3 separate regions of the Homo sapiens genome follow, and all the other regions are linked to region 1. A link is a contact called in ENCODE Hi-C or POLR2A ChIA-PET data. All regions are on one chromosome and are shown on one strand. The core of a region is the stretch at or near the end of the contact, and the rest is flanking DNA. Distances in the headings are between cores, read along the strand shown. Region 1 has its middle 94 kb from the start of DACT1. Region 2 has its middle 66 kb from the start of DACT1. Region 3 overlaps LINC01500 (long intergenic non-protein coding RNA 1500).

The links. A loop is a pair of places that touch in the nucleus more often than their neighbours do. ChIA-PET counts read pairs that join two places held with the same protein, here RNA polymerase II (POLR2A). Pooled maps may share reads with other maps.
Region 2: a loop to region 1 is called in a pooled map, with 4 times the contacts of the local background. The contact joins two enhancer-like sites. A Hi-C loop is called at or near these places in 7 of 50 pooled maps. POLR2A ChIA-PET finds 5 or more read pairs at or near these places in 2 of 52 experiments (T-cell and WTC11).
Region 3: a loop to region 1 is called in a map with no recorded cell type, with 4 times the contacts of the local background. The contact joins two enhancer-like sites. A Hi-C loop is called at or near these places in 1 of 168 maps with a recorded cell type or tissue (GM12878), 6 of 37 single-sample maps with no recorded cell type and 5 of 50 pooled maps. POLR2A ChIA-PET finds 5 or more read pairs at or near these places in 1 of 52 experiments (activated naive CD4-positive, alpha-beta T cell).

Annotation. Positions count from the first base shown.
Region 1 is chr14:58,730,231-58,732,930 of GRCh38, reverse strand. No RefSeq gene overlaps it. Among named protein-coding and RNA genes, the nearest start is that of DACT1, 94 kb to the right of the region's middle. Within about 2 kb of position 1,375, at least 4 of the 41 ENCODE cell types and tissues checked have a DNase peak (open chromatin) inside an H3K27ac peak, as active enhancers do.
Region 2 is chr14:58,570,789-58,573,488 of GRCh38, reverse strand. No RefSeq gene overlaps it. Among named protein-coding and RNA genes, the nearest start is that of DACT1, 66 kb to the left of the region's middle. Within about 2 kb of position 1,313, at least 2 of the 41 ENCODE cell types and tissues checked have a DNase peak (open chromatin) inside an H3K27ac peak, as active enhancers do.
Region 3 is chr14:58,953,898-58,956,597 of GRCh38, reverse strand. The region is part of intron 4 of LINC01500 (long intergenic non-protein coding RNA 1500); the gene reads right to left. Among named protein-coding and RNA genes, the nearest start is that of LINC01500, 130 kb to the right of the region's middle. RefSeq lists enhancers at 1-435, 2,374-2,493. Within about 2 kb of position 1,391, at least 2 of the 41 ENCODE cell types and tissues checked have a DNase peak (open chromatin) inside an H3K27ac peak, as active enhancers do.

The DNA of each region.
Region 1 (2,700 bases), core at 126-2,625:
TTCTCTTCTTCTGGGACATCTTTTCCTAAGAGCTCCATCATTGATCAAAACCATTATTTATTCCAAAAAGCCAGTAGATTCTAACATGTTTCCCCAGTCATCTGAAAGAAAAAATCATTCTCTCTTATTCTGGTAACAGCACTGCACTTTTCTTAAGAGGAGTACCTCTTCTGAATTTTTAGTTGTTATGGTTTTGGTGGGCTCATGACAAGAACCAAGCCAAGCCAATGAAAGTAACAACCACAACTTTGGAAAGGTAAGAGATGAGACTCTCATTCCACTGGGTTGTGAACTGGTAAGATGTAAGCTGGAGCACTGCCAGCCACCTCAACACCTATAGGGAAAGTCCATGTAAGAATAGAGCCAACATAGAAGAAAAAGGAGTCTCAGACTTAGATAGCATCATATGAGCACCTGGTTACAACTAACCAATAAATTCCTTTTGTTTAAGTAACTTGAACTGGATTTCTGATAGCTATAACTGCAAGTGTCCTGGGATTTAGGATATGGCAATGATAATAGCAGCTAAGCTTATCATGCACTTACTATATGCCAGGCACTCTTGTAAGCACTTTCCATATATGAACTCATTTAATCTTCACCACAATATGTGCAGCAGGCATTGTTATTATCATCATCTCCATTTTACAAATGAGAATACCGAATCAAAAAGCTCCCTTAAGACCACCCAGCTTTCAAGTTGAATGATGAGAAAAAAAAAAAAAAAAGGACCACCCAGCCAACAATGATGGAGCCAGCATTCAAACACAAACAGTCTGGCTCCAGATTCAGTGCTCTGAATCAAGGTTGCTCAAAGAGTGACCCACAGGCTGGTGCCAGTCTACAAACTATTAGCTGTCTCTGTGGAGAAAGTGAAAGTGTATGTATAGAAACCTTTCTAGCAAGTCAACATCACTGCAACACTTTTATTTCTAAAACTATTGGTCCATAATTTATTGGAAATTGTAAAACATTCTTGTCTTTTACCATAGAGTTTGAGGAACCTTATTTAGCTTATCACATAAGCACTGTGATTTAGATATAAATCACAGCCTTTCTCCAAATGCTCTTAAGTTCCTATGAATAATGTTGGAGTCACTTGGCAGTCCCAAAATATATTACTTCTTGACTCAATTCCAATGTTTCAAAATAGAGTTATTTGAGATATTTTTAGTTCTCATGACTCTGGGTTAGAAAGGGATCCTAAGTTCTCAGTGGAGCTTTGGAGATGCTGACACATTATGAGTTAAAACCACAAAGCAAAAGGAATTTGGTAATGGCTTCTTCCCATTAAACCTTGCCCTAAGCAGACAGAGAAAAGGCAAAGGGAATCACAATCCCAGCCAAGGGAGAAGTCCAGAAAGCAAGTAGCAGGAAATGAATCATACCAGAGAGTTGAAAGAGGGGCCACAAATAGAGGAGAAATCTATAATAAAGCGCAGAGGCAATCTGTGACCCTGCAGAACTTTCCTATGCACCCTACACTGAGAAATGCACTTCTTATCCTGTGCGCCGGCATAACCAAAGAAACAGTACCTAGGACATGAGGTTACTTCAGCAGATCCTGAAAAATAAGTGTCTCTTGAGCAGACATCTCACAAAAAAAGTTAAGTGGACAATAACCACATTAAAAAATGCTTGACATTGTTAGTCATCACAGAAGTGCAAAACAAGACTACAACAAGATACCCACTACACACCCAGTAGAATAGCTAAAATTAAAAAGACTGACAACAGCAAATGTTAGCTAGGATGAAGAACAACCGGAACTGTCAGGTGTGGTTGGCAGAAATGGAAAAAACATTGGCAGTTTCTTATAAACTTAAAATATATCTACCCTTTGACCCAGAAACTCTACCCCTACATATTTAGGAGGAGAATTTGAAAACATGTCTTCATACAGAGGCTTATACAAGAATGCTCATGGCCCCAAACTGGGAATAATCCAAATACCAGTTAGTCGTTGAGTGAGTAAACACAATATGATCTATTTTTATAATAGACTACTACTTGGCAATAAAAATGAACAGTCTACCAATACACACAACCACACGGATGAATCTCACAGACATAATGTTAGTGGAAAAAGCTGGACACAAAAGGGTATATACAATATCATTCAATTTACATGACATTAAGACATAGGCAAGACAAATCTCAGGTAAGACTTATGGGAATGGCGGTTGCCTCTTGGGACAGGGGGATGGGCAGAAGAATTACATGGGAAGGGACATGAAGGAATTTTCTGGAGAGATGGAAATGTTTTATATCATGATTGGGATAGGAGTTACATAGGTGGTGTATCAAGTAGAAGGTGTGGGGAGTGGGTAAAAGTATGGATGAAGTGGGAATGGCAGGCTATTGATAATAGTTGAAGTTGGATGAAGGGTACATAAGTGTCATTATACTATTCCGTTTACTTTCTATCAATTGAATTTTTTCATAATAGAAATCTAAAAATAAATAAATACAAGTCTCTTGTAATTTCATCAGTGTCATCAGCACTTCAGGCAACATTTCTTATTGAAATATTTTTGTGGAAAAAGCTCATTTATTAAGGAATCAAATGCCACTATAAGAATAAATACCATCGGATGGCTTTTCCTGAATTTGAGGAAGAACGTATCATGATTTGGAGTGCAAGAGTGGGCTTTTGTCTTGATGTCCATTGTCCACCGTTGTTGTGTCTAATAACTCAAA
Region 2 (2,700 bases), core at 64-2,563, 160 kb after region 1:
GGTGATGGAACAGAATTTCTTGCCTTCCATTCCCTCACTATTTCACCAACTGCTAAATCAACCCACACAAAAATCACAGTGAAAAAACCCCCTTGGCCAGGCACAGTGGCTCATGCCTGTAATCCCAGCATTTTGGGAGGCTGAGGCAGGAGAATCGCTTGAACCCGGGAGGCAGAGTTTGCAGTGAGCTGAGATCATGCCACTGTACTCCAGCCTGGGTGACAGAGCGAGACTCTGTCTCAAAAAACAAACAAACAAACAAACAAAAAAAAAAGAAAAGAAAAAGCCCCCTTAACCTCTATATATTCCTCAGCAAAAACTGCAGCAAAGAACTTCTTCATACCACTTGAGGATGAACCAGTTAACATTTGTAGAGCAGGCAAAGATGACAGATATATTAATAACAGTACCAGGCACACACCAGGGGCTGCTTGGTCTCTGGGCACTTAGCAGTCACAAATCATTCCAGCACTGTTTGTGAAGTATTATGGGTCCATTCCCAGTGCAAACAACCTCTGGAGAAGGGAATTCCAATCCCAAACTATCTTGTCATTTGAAACATTTATTTTCAAGACATGACATTATGTTCAGTTGTTCTTTTAAAAAGAGTAACGAGATTTCCATAATTGGAAATAATTGAACTCAAGAAACACTTTTAATACATATTATGGAAAAGATTTTTTTCTTTCTAGAAGCATTCAACAAATATTGATGTTGTAGAAGTAACACATTAGTACAGATTCATTATGAAGAACAATTTGAACAATACACTTAAAGTAAAGGTCTTCCTGGCCCCCTTCTCACCCAGCCTCCCTCACTGGAAGTGATGAGGATGTTGATTTGCGGTGCTTCTTTCCTGCCCTCTTGCTCTACACTTACAATTAATGTATTTCCTTTGGCTTCCAGTAAAATCATTATAGTGTAGATTCTATATTTCCTTAGAAATCATTAGATACATAGAGAGTCTTTCAGAAAGCTTAACACCAGGAAATGTTAATCATTTCAAAATTAGCTACCCACAGGTTAGAGGAACAAAGACGTTGTCACTTTTCCCTTAAGTCACAGGATATGTCTACAGTATCTGAAAGGAACGTGATCCAGACCCAGTAGCTTCACTCTGTAAACATCTTGGAATCCCTGAGCAATTCCAGCAACCTGGGTATCCCCCTGTGACTAATCTAAAGAGAGCTGGCGTTTCAAAGTAGTGCAGTTCAAGCTCCAGAATATACAGAGTAAGACATTCAGCTAAGTAGGCTCTGTAGGCCCCGCTGCATGGCACCACCCCCTCTACCCCGAGGTTTCCATTACCCACAGGCTTTGATCTGGTAAACAAATCTGCCTCCAATCATGTGGCAAAGGTTGCCGTTCTCTCACTCTCCTCCCTGTGCTAGGGAAAACTGAACAGTTAACAAATAGAAAGCGTTCTGTGTCAGTTCATTATTTTGTACCTGATTTGGAAAGACGGAAAAACAGCCTTTTCAAGCAGTATCTTTTGCCAATTTCCTCTCTTCCCTTCCCCCAGAACCTAAACCCTGGGATTCTCCCTAGGAATTTTATAGAAACCAGCCTGTCTGGAATATTCTGCTGACAGAAAGTCAGGAATTGATGCCAGCCGGAGAAAACACAACTTCTGCCACCTCTGTAATTCCAGAAAAGCCTTGCCTTCCCTGCAGCATACACTATAGCCAGGCCTTGCCTCATTTGGCTTTGTAGCCTCAGCACCTAAGTATCCAGAACACAGTGCCCAATACATGCTTGTCACATTGAATTAATTGTATTAAAGTCAGTTGATCTCTCTTAATCTCATTTAAAGATGGGAAGTGCCACACATCCCACCAAGGGGGAGGGAAAGGTGCAAGGATAAGTGAGCGTTTTCTCTTGGACGAGAAGTGGGCAATGTGGGAGAGAGCCCTGCCAGAGACATTTAAAATTGGCCCAGTGGCCAGTTGTAGTGGCTCACGCTTGTAATTCCTAGCACTTTGGGAGGCTGAGGTGGAAGGATCGCCTGAGGCCAGGAGTTCCAACCAGCCTGGGCAACATAGGGAGACCCCTGTCTCTACAGAAAAGTTTAAAACATTATCTAGGTATGGTGGCACATACCTGTGGTCCCAGCTACTTGGGAGAGTGAGGCGGGAGGATTGCATGAGTCCAAGGTGGGGGTCGAGGCTGCAGTGAGCTATGATTACACCACTGCACTCTAGCCTAAGCAACAGAGCGAGATCCTGTCTAAAAAAGAAAAGAAAGAAAGAAAAAGAAAATGGGAATAACTACATCTAATTCACAGTGTGATTATAAAGATGGAATTTGATCTTTCTAAAAAAAAAAAAAAACCCAAAGAAAAAATTGTATGGGTTCCTATGTCCCAAAGGATAAATAAAGTGAAATTTCTTGCAGTTAAGTGTCAGAGAGGCTTTGGAGCTTATTACTTGGGTGCTGTTGAGTAGGTTATTTCATCTGAGTTTCAGTTTCTTCATTTGTAAAATTAGGATAATAATATCTACTTTGGAGGGTTGTGGTGAATACAAAATGAACAGACATGTAAAGTTCTCGGCATAAGCATTGTATGTACTAAGTATTCCATAAATGCTAGCTATTAGTGTTATGAACATAGCCTGTACATTGCAGGCACATGACTAAAACTAAATAACTGTTTGGTGAGTGAATAAATGAATGAATGAACATAGCTGTGTCAGTAGGGAG
Region 3 (2,700 bases), core at 142-2,641, 220 kb before region 1:
CACCACACACACACACACACACACACACACACACACTTTCACACTCTGAATCTCTGTATGTTCAGCTCCCCTGTTCTTTCCCTTCCCACCAGCATCTTAGGCCCTGAGATGTCAAGTGATTACTCAACACTCTCCTTTTATCTATTGTGGCTTAGAACATTCTCAGCTGGGCTTCCTAACTAACCATTTCCTGTTCCTCTAATTCTAAAATACATCCATCTCTGTTTCTCACAGGGAGAGCCCTTATTAATCTCTTTTCTTAATAACACCTTAAACCTAGTCTTCATAAGACTCTCTTAATGAGTCTCTCTCCTCTGGAGCTGGAACATCCTCCTTTTCCTGCCCTTAGGTGTCAGAATTCCAGGTTCTCAGGCCTTTGGACTTAGACCAATCCATGCTACCATCTTCCCTTGTTCTCCAGCTTATGAACAGCCTATTGTGGGACTTCTCAGCCTCCATAATTGAGTAGCTAATTCCACTAATAAATCCCTTTTCATACATCTCTCTCTCTTTATATATTCTATTATTTCTGTCTCTCTGGAGAACCCCTGACTAAAACATTGCACCAACCAATCATCAACTTTTCTTATTTTTGAATAACAACAACAAAAACAGAATAAAAGAAAGAAAGAGAAAAGAAGAATGTCCTTTTCTCTGTGTTCATTCTGAAACTCATTTACACTAGGAATTGTGTGTTCCTTGCCTGATTCTCTCCCAACTTGTTTTCTGCATTGTATCATTGGAAATAAGCCTAGGAATTACTTAAGTCATGCATATAAAAATGAAAACTAGAGAAAGAAAACATGAGGTAGTAAGGTGGTAAATTACTAAGCACTGGGGTCGGCAAATGTTTGAATTTTTGCTTCTGCTTTTCAAGGTTTTGTGCTGTTGGGTGCATTCCAAACTAGGCTTCAAGCCTAGTCATCTCAGTAGGTATTTTTTTCCTTTTCCTTTTTTTTCAGACTGTGTTATCAATCATGCTTTCCTAAAGGTTCACAGACTATTTGCAAAGCAAAGGGGAGCCTCAGTGTCCCAAGGCAGGATTACCATTTGCAGCAGGAATTAGGAATGAAACCAGGAAGGATTCAGTCTTGCATTGCTCTCTGTGTTTGAAAGGGAAAAAAAAAAAAAGGCTGAGAGTGCTCTGAGGACTTAAAAACAACCAGCATGACTTGACCATTTGAAAAAGAAATCCTGGAGCAGCATTCCAGAAACACGAAGACAAGCTCAGCACTGTGCAACCGAAGGAGGTCACTCCTCTGGGAGTATTTCATGGAATTAAGAGAAATGACTTTTAAGAAGTAGCTGTCTGAATGAGAACAATTGCAGACTTTCTTTTTTTCTAGGACTGAGCTCCATGCTCACTAGTCTTAAAACGCAAAAGTTAAACATAAAATGAAACAGGAAAAACTAAATATATTTTCCAACTGTCTCCTTGTGGCCAGCTGCCAATCAGCCTAGACTGGGTGGTGATTCTTGCCTTAAAGTTAGCAGAGAGATAGGCTGGATTGTTTTTCTGGCTTTTTTTTTTAAAAAATAAGTATTGTATTTTAGTCATTTTAGTTGTGAAAGGCTTTGAAGTTTAACATGAAAGAAGAACAAAGAGTGGTCAGAGTTTAGGTTTATAAATTCACTTCTACTATTCAACAGATGCAAAAAGCACATGGTTTCTTGTAGCTTCAGTTTTCTGATCCATAAAATGAAAATGCTGCAAGGCTGGCTTTTTCCTGTTATTCAGATCCTGCTTTAAGTGTCTCCTCTCATAGAAGTATCCTATCCAAAGGGTCTCCTTTCAACACCTAGCTGCCTCTGTCACATCACCGAGTTCTAATTTCTTCCCTAAACTCTGCTTTTTTGTTTGTTGCCTGTCTCCCCCAGTTAGGGTATAAAAATTATGAGGGTAAGAAATTTTATTTCTTTATGAATTCATTTAACAAATATTGTTTAGTGACTTCTCGGTACTAGATATTGTCCCATGCCCTGGGGATATGTCAGTAAGTAAAGTAAGGAGATGCAGTCCTTGTTTTTAGATAGAGAAGTCAGGCCTGGAAATAAGCAAATATGCCTTGAAATAAGCAAATAAGCAAATCACTTTGTAACATGTCCAGTGGCAATAGGTGTTTTGAAGAAATAGATATGGGAATTAAATGGGATCATACAGGGTAGGTGGTGAAATTTATACAGGATGGCCAGGGAAGGCCACTGAGTATGCAACATTTTAACGGGACTTGAAGAAAGTGAAGAAGCAAGACCTGGAGCTGGGGTATCCCAGAAAGTGGGAGCCCCCAAGGGAAAAGGCCCAGTTTGGTTGTTCCAAGGGCAGTGTGGCTGGTGCACAGGTGGAGGAAATGAAGAGGACAGAATGAATAGTTCATAGTATAGACTTTTGGTTTTATTCTGACTGAGATGAAAAGGCTGGCTGGTTCTACTGTGGCTGCTATGAGCTGACAAGATTGAAGATGAGCTTTGCTGGAAGCAGTGTGAGGTTAGAGCAGTGATCCAGCCAAGAAATGAAGGTGATTTGGGTGGTGTGATAACAGTGGCAGCGTGTACACAAACTTTGATTCCAAGATCTCCTGACAGATTGAATGTGGAGTGGGGAGGAGAGAGAATTAGCAACGTCTCCCAGGCTGTAGCCTGAACAAATGAACAGATGGAAAGATTAGGAGAGAATAAGGGTGAAGGCAAGGATGAAGAGTT